2 separate regions of the Homo sapiens genome follow, and region 1 is linked to region 2. The links are chromatin loops, found by intact Hi-C in ENCODE. Cell type or tissue: mammary epithelial cell. All regions are shown on one strand. Each heading gives the region's core, and the rest is flanking DNA. Links, peaks and the distances in the headings are about the cores only.

Region 1 (2,500 bases), core at 1-2,500, 250 kb after region 2:
CAATAACTGAGGTTTTCTATTTTTGAAACACCGTCCATTTTTTTGGCCAAGTATTAAGCTCGTGAGCAGCCACATAGTGTGAAAATTAGATTCACCCTGTTAAGAATCTTAAAAGAAAGTGCATACTTATTTGCAAGGAAAACAAATGGAATAGACAAAAATTTTAGAATATAAAGACTTTTTTTCATTTATGTATGTGTTTACAATTCAAAATAATAAAGCTAGTTAAAAGTCAATACATATTAGATATATTCAAATATTTTACCAAATAAATTTCGATCTTATCAGTTAACACCCATAGCAAAAGACTAAGGAGTATTTGTATAACATTAGGGTATTTGAACTCATATTCTATTCATTTGGGTTTAGCAAGGAAAGCAAAATCCCTGTAAATCTATAGTAATTACCAAACATCCGTTTTTAAGTCTTAAAATTCTAATTAATGGAATATTCTCTTCATAAATCTCTTAAAACAAATTAATACCTGCACTGTGGTGCTTTGTACTATTTAGCTATCATTATACAACATCACCTTCATTGCCTTGATCACACATGTTATTTTTACAAGCCTCATGCATTTAAAAATGCCAGTAGGGCCTCTTATTCATGACAGACTTCACCCCCAGTAGTGGGGAAAATGTATGGGCAGGGGAGAACAAACAGAACTCAGTTGTGGTATGAGCAGAAATCTTGGAACTGATGTTGCCACAGCCTGTAAATGGCTGGGGTGGCGGCATAGGGAGTTGAGTTGGGCTATACAACTCCTAGTTACCACCAAAACCCATTCTTTATTTCTTCTCATAATGGTGGATCTTTCTTTAGTTCAAGGTTGCTTACCTGCAGGAATATTGATACTTGGGGCTAGATAATTATTTGTTCTTGGGAACTGAGCTTTGCATTTCAGGATGTTTAGCAGCCTACATGGCCTTTACCCACTAGATGCCAGTAGCACCCCGCCCCTGAACTGTGACACCAAAAATGTCTCAAGACATTGCCAAGTGTCTCCTGGATGAGTAAATCAACCCTACTTGAGAACCCCTGTTTTGGCTGGTCATAAATGTGTACGTGGAAAGTCTGAATATTCTAGCCTCCCCTACACCTATGTGGGGCTATGCAATATATCTAGTATCAGGAAATAGAATCAGTTCAAGCTTCAAACCAGGAAATAGAATCAGTTCAAGCTTCAAACCAGAACCTAATAACTTCTTGCCATCTCCAACACTACATGCTGGTCTGAGCCACCCCTTGGTGGCTCATCAGGATAATTCCCACCAGAATTATTGCAGTAGTCATCTACATGGTCTGCTGGCTTCTAGACCTGTCCTCCCAACAATAGTGTCTATTTTCAACATAGCAAATAAATGGATTCTGTTAAATTTCCAGTCAAATCAGGTCATCTTCAGCTCAAAACTCTCCAGTGGTTCTCCTCATAAGTCCTTGTAACATCCCCTTTACCTCTCAGACCTTAACTCCTGCTGTTCTCCCTCTAGCCCAGGAGTCAGCAAACATTTTCTGTAAAGGGCTAGATAGTCAACATTTTAGGCTTTGTGGGCCATGCAAACTCTGAAGTCTTTGTCTTTTCAATGTATATTTTGAATAGAATTTTCTATAGTGAAATATATTTTTCACTCTTCTTTGGATCATACCTCACCTACAGCACCACATTTTAAATGGACTAGAAGTAATTGTTTAAAAATAGTTGTTTGGCTTTCTGTTCAAAATCTATCAAGCAGAAATGTTTTTATTTAATGTCATCTGTAGCCTTAGAGAGTAGTTTAGAAATGGATAATATGGCTGTGATATTTCAATTCCTCATAAGAGAAGCAATGCCTTGCATATGGAAATTCTTTCACAGCAGTTTCTGTCAATTCTGCTCTAGCTAGAGTGCTCAAAAGACACACAAAATTCTAAGAAGCATGAAGGTGAACATCTTCCATCTGGAGTATGAGCTGTTTGATTATTAATATCATTTGCCATCTGTTCAGGGTGCAAGGTGAATGTTGAGACTGGAGGGGTCAGGTGATTAGGGGATGAACCCACTACTAAACTCAAAACAATAATAACAGCATCAGTGACAAATCACATCAAGCATTTGCTTGTTTACTAACTTGGATGATTCTGACTGCCAAATTCTCTAGATCTTTATCGTGCTTCAACTTCTCTCTCTATATATATCCACACACTTGGTGCCAAAGTGGTTATTGTATGGGATTATCTGTTGTTTATCTGGCACCACCACTCCTTAGGCATCTGCCTAAGGCTGGGAAGAACTATATTTCCCAGAATTCTCTTCTGGATTGGTTGCAGGTTAGGATTTTTCAGTAAGAGAAACTTGGAAGATCTGGAAAGCAGAAAGGAAGCAGAGGCTATTACTTTTGGGAATCATTGGGGTCAGAAGAGGCTGCTTTGTTAGACACGGTGGCTAGACCTTTCTGTGGACTCCCACTTTATGATCTTACTTTGGTGCCTAGACCTGGTGACTTCTCAGATTTTTCTGTGA
Region 2 (5,324 bases), core at 1,508-4,007:
GCAAAAGAAACTATCATCAGAGTGAACAGGCAGCCTACAGGATGGGAGAAAATTTTTGCAATCTATCCATCTGACAAAGGGCTAATATCTAGAATCTACAAAGAACTTAAGCAAATTTACAAGAAAAAAAAACCCATCAAAAAGTGGGTGAAAGATATGAACAGACACTTCTCAAAAGAAGACATTTATGGCTGGGCGTGGTGGCTCACACCTGTAATCCCAGCACTTTTGGAGGCTGAGACAGGTGGATCACAGGGTCAGGAGTTCGAGTCCAGCCTGGCCAACATAGTGAAACCCTGTCCCTACTAGAAATACAAAAAAAAAAAATCCGGGCATGGTGGCAGGCACCTGTAATCCCAGCTACTTGGGAGGCTGAGGCAAGGAGAATCACTTGAACCTGGGAGGTGGAGTTTGCAGTGAGCCAAGATCATGCCACTGAGCTCCAGCCTGGGCGACAGTGCGAGACTCTGTCTCAAAAAAAAAAAAAAAAAAAAAAGACATTTATGCAGCCAACAAAAATATGAAAAAAAAATCTCATCATCACTGGTCATTAGAGAAATGCAAATCAAAACCACAATGAGTTACCATCTCATGCCAGTTAGAATGGCGATCACTAAAAAGTCAGGAAACAACAGATGCTAGAGAGGATGTGGAGAAATAGGAATGCTTTTACACTGTTGGTGGGAGTGTAAATTAGTTCAACCATTGTGGAAGACAGTGTGGCGATTCCTCAAGGATCTAGAACCAGAAATACCATTTGATCCAGCAATCCCATTACTGGTATATACCCAAAGGATTATAAATCATTCTACTATAAAGACATATGAACATGTATGTTTATTGCAGCACTGTTCACAATAGCAAAGACTTGGAACCAACCCATATGTCCACCAATGATAGACTGGATAAAGAAAATGCGGTACATATACACCATGGAATACTGTGCAGCCACAAAAAGGATGAGTTCATGTCCTTTTCAGGGAAATGGATGAAGCTGGAAACCGTCATTCTCAGCAAAGTAACACAGGAACAGAAAACCAAACACTGCATGTTCTCACTCATAAGTAGGAGTTGAACAACGAGAACACATGGACACAGGGAGGGGAACAGCACACACTGGAACCTGTCGGGGTGGGGGGCGAGGGGAGGGATAGCATTAGGAGAAATACCTAATGTAGATGATGGGTTGATGGGTGCAGCAAACCACCATGGCACGTGTATACCTATGTAACAAACCTGCATGTTCTGCACGTGTATCCCAGAACTTAACGTATAATTTTAAAAAAACTTTAAAAAAGCAAATAATCATTGTAATAAAGTTATTCTCCTGCATACAAATATAAAAATAAAACCATGGAGATATATAAGTTGATATAAAATATGCTATAAAATATGCTTGTGGAGAGCTATACTTAAAATAACTGGATGCATAAGAATTTGAGTTTGGCACTTGTAGCCTCTCAGCACTCTGTGAAGAAGTAAGCAACATAGGGGCCATTATACAGAGGTCATATTTGGGGCCATTATACAAAGGTCATATTATACAGAGGTCAACATAGGGGCCATTATACAGAGGTCATATTATACAGAGGTCATATTTGGCTCATTTGTATAATAGTGCATCAAAATAATACTGTGCCCTTTTTCTTCTTCACTCATAACCTCACTTTTCCAAAGTGATTACTTTCAGGCCAGGTGCAGTGGCTCATGTCTGTGAGCAGTGGCTCACCAGCACTTTGGGAGCCCAAGGTGGGAGGATTGCTGGAGGTCAGGAGTTCAAGACCAGCCTGGGCAACATAGCAAGACACCCATCTCTACAAAAAAAAAATTGTTTTTAAACATGAAAACTTTTGATGGCTAAGAGGAAGGACTTTTGATTCAATAAGCCTAAGTTCAGTTACAGTATTTTCTATTCCAGCATTTTCTAGCTGTGAGATTCTGGGCAGGGTATGTAAACAGCTATTGATTTCCTTATTGGGAAAGTGCAAATAATAGTAGTGACCTTACAGATTTGATATAAGAAATAAGTAAAAGAATGCATGCAAAATATTGGTCCAGTGTCAAAAATATAGTAAGCACTCAATTAAACCTAACCGTTAGTATTATTTCTGCAAATAAGTTCAGTCATATGAAGTTGCCATTTTTGCTTGTCAATAATGGTCAAATATCAGCACTTTCTTCTAGTTCAACCTAATGCACACCATGAAAATCTTTCTAATCTTGAGACCTGGTGGTTTACTTTCCAAAGCTTTGATTTAATGAGCTGGAAGCCTGCACCTGCTTTCCTAACCCTTAGCAACATTTAGAATTCTCTGAACCTAAAAGCATTTGTCATCTTGTACTATTTCTTTCATTATTGGGAGCAAGGCTCTTCTGTGTCAAATTCCCCCTGTGAGAATCTGGGTTTTTGCTGTTCTTACCAAGAGATGGGCAAACTACAGCTATTGGCCACATTGGTTGCCACCCACTTTTGTAAATAAAGCAATGTTGGAACAACAGCTATGCTTGTGGGAAAACACTGTTTCTCTACACTCACACAACCCTTCTGACCCCAAATATGTGGATTTTTTCCCACACCAAATAATTCTGCAATTCTCTGGACACCAGCTAGATGTCCTACAATTCAACTCAATTCTGACACTACCTGGAGTTAGTGTCAAATCCCACAAGTTAAGGGCTCAGTCCCATAAGACTATGCCCACCTCAAATGCCAGTCACAAGTCCAGCCATCCACACTTCTGGACGACCAGCTATAAATTGAGGATTCCCACGGCCCACTCCTCAGGTTTGATAATTTGCAAGGGTGGCTCAAAGAACTCAAAAAAAAGCACTTCACTTAATGTTTACCAGTTTAGTATAAAGGATACAAATCAGGAAGAGCCAGATGGAAGAGATGCACAGGGCAAGTTATGGGGTAAGGGGGCACATGGAGCTTCTGTGCCCTCTCTGGGTACACCAACCTCCCAGTACCCTGATGTGTTCACCAATCCTGACATTCATCAAATCTCTTTTTTCAAGAGTTTTTATAGAGCTTAATCTCCAGCTCCCTCCTCACCTTCCCAGAAGTCTGTGGCTGGGGTAAAATTTCCAATCAGTTGGTTTTTCTGGTGACCAACCAGCCCCATCTTGAGGATATCTAGGGACCCCACCCTAAGTCACCTCATTAGAGTAAACTCAGGTCTGATTAAAAGGGGCTCTTTATGACTCACAAAAGACACTCCTATTACTCAGGAAATTCCAAGGATTTTATGAGCTCTGTGGCAGGAACTGGAGACAGAGACCAAATCTATTTCTTATTATACCACAGTGCTTGTTTATTCATGTATTGGCTATGGCTGTTTCTGCCCTACAGCAGCAGAGCTGAGTAGTTGCAACAAAGAGAGCATGGTTCACAAAGCTGAAAATGGTTATTTTCTGGCCCTTTACAAAGTTTGCCTACCCCTGGTTTAGACTACAGGTTTGCAAATTAGAGTACACACTTCTCAAGATCATAGTTCAGGGGGAAAATTCAAACTTCTATTTAAGATTATTGTTCTCTAAAAAAAAAAGGGAAGGGAAACAGGATTTTCTAGTACGTCACATAAGGGCTTACACTGGCCCCCTCATTCCTTCCATCTGTCCTGTCCATGAGACATCTGGAGAGAGTACTGGAATCCCACAATGAGGAGGAATGGTCAGTGGTGCCTCTAGTTTCATTTTTTTGCTATCAGTGTATGGTGACAGATGGCCTCTGCAAATGTCTGTCTACAGATTGTATTATCTAGTGGTAACTGACTTAAATCTCTGAAATGTATAAGTGGCTTTGAAAGATACCAGTAAACAATAATATTAATAAGATAATACTAATAATGCAAGCATCAGAGAGAAAATAAGATTTACATCAGTCACATGAGTAATGAAAATCAATCAAAGCTGATGAAAAATCAGCTAAGAAAAATTTAAAATCATCAAGATTACCTGAAATAAGGGTTTTCATACAGTATGATTAAGAATGGAACTTGTTAAGCATCTATCATGTTTAAGATATTAGTGAATTAAAATATGAAGCATCCTAATTAGCAAGACATTTAGTATCTATTTTTCTTCACCTTTTTCATATTAATTTGCAAATTTGCTTTTATTTGTAATGTACATACTATATTAAACTATACTATAAGCATATAATTTAAAAATAAATACATAACCGAACATATAACAGTAGGTGGGTACTCAAATTTCCCTTTATTTTCTACTTAGATCAGTGCACAATGAGTCGAAATTGGGCACCGTTAGTCTAGGCTTCCATATAGTGGCGCTTCTTTTGTATTCCACAGGGAAGGGATAGAAGCAGAAAAGTTTCTGTGGGATGGAGTTCCTGATGGCATTATTGAGAGTTGTTTTGGCAAAAGTGGTGCTGGGAAATGAGTAAATGATGAAAGAAGTTCAGACACAAAGTTTAGTTTAAAGGAAACGGAAAAGGGGGCAGTTTCTAGGAGTGAACGTGAGATAGAAATGGAATTAAAGGAATTTTTTATTTTTTTCCATACGAAAGAGACTTGATCATGATTAAAAGCTAATAGAGCTGGGCGCGGTGGCTCATGCCTGTAATCTCAACACTTTGGGAAGCTGAGGCAGGCAGATCACTGGAGGGGAGGAGTCGGAGACCAGCCTGGGCAACATGGCGAAACATCCCCCCCGCCCCCGACCGGCCGTCTCTACTAAAAATACAAAAATTAGCTGGGGGAGTGGCGCATGCCTGTAGTCCCCATTACTTGGGAGGCTGATGCAGGAGGATTTCTTGAGCCTGGGAGGCAGAGGTTGTATTGAGTTGAAAGCCCGCCACTGCACTCCAGCCTGGGTGACAGGAATGAAACCTTGTCTCACAAAAAAAAAAAAAAAAAAAAACGGTAATAGAGCCATTGCTTAAAAATTAGCTGTGTTTTGGCTGGGCGTGGTGACTTACGCCTGTAATCCCAGCACTTTGGGAGGCTGAGGTGGGCAGATCACCTGAGGTCGGGAGTTCAAGACCAGCCTGGCCATCATGGAGAAACCCTATCTCTACTAAAAAAATACAAAATTAGCCAGGCATGGTGGTGCATGGCTGTAATCCCAGCTACTAGGGAGGCTGAGGCAGGAGAATCGCTTGAAGCTGGGAGACGGAGGTTGCAGAGAGCCGAGATCATACCATTGCACTCCAGCCTGGGCAAAAAGAGTGAAACTCCGTCTCAAAAAAAAAAAAAAAAAATTAGCTGTGTTCTAATATTAACACCATCTTATTCACATATTATAACACTGGACCTCTTAAATTGTTAGACAAACTTCCTGTGGTCCCTGTGTGTGGAGGA

Evidence for each region. A loop is a pair of places that touch in the nucleus more often than their neighbours do. Peaks named below come from ENCODE experiments on the same cell type or tissue, not always from the same donor. Only the 100,000 strongest peaks of a DNase experiment are listed, where the experiment ranks them.
Region 1: a loop joins it to region 2, with 10 times the contacts of the local background. A loop is called at or near these places in 3 of 110 quality-filtered maps.

What each region holds. Positions count from the first base shown.
Region 1 is chrX:14,712,759-14,715,258 of GRCh38, reverse strand. The region is part of intron 8 of GLRA2 (glycine receptor alpha 2); the gene reads right to left. It also overlaps a transcript of FANCB not described here. Among named protein-coding and RNA genes, the nearest start is that of FANCB, 160 kb to the left of the region's middle. In mammary epithelial cell, for the core only: a CTCF peak has its summit at 947 (motif pointing right); no DNase peak of the experiment used is centred there.
Region 2 is chrX:14,961,954-14,967,277 of GRCh38, reverse strand. No RefSeq gene overlaps it. Among named protein-coding and RNA genes, the nearest start is that of MOSPD2, 91 kb to the right of the region's middle. In mammary epithelial cell, for the core only: a CTCF peak has its summit at 2,613; DNase peaks (open chromatin) are centred at 2,577 and 3,237; H3K27ac peaks cover 1,504 bases.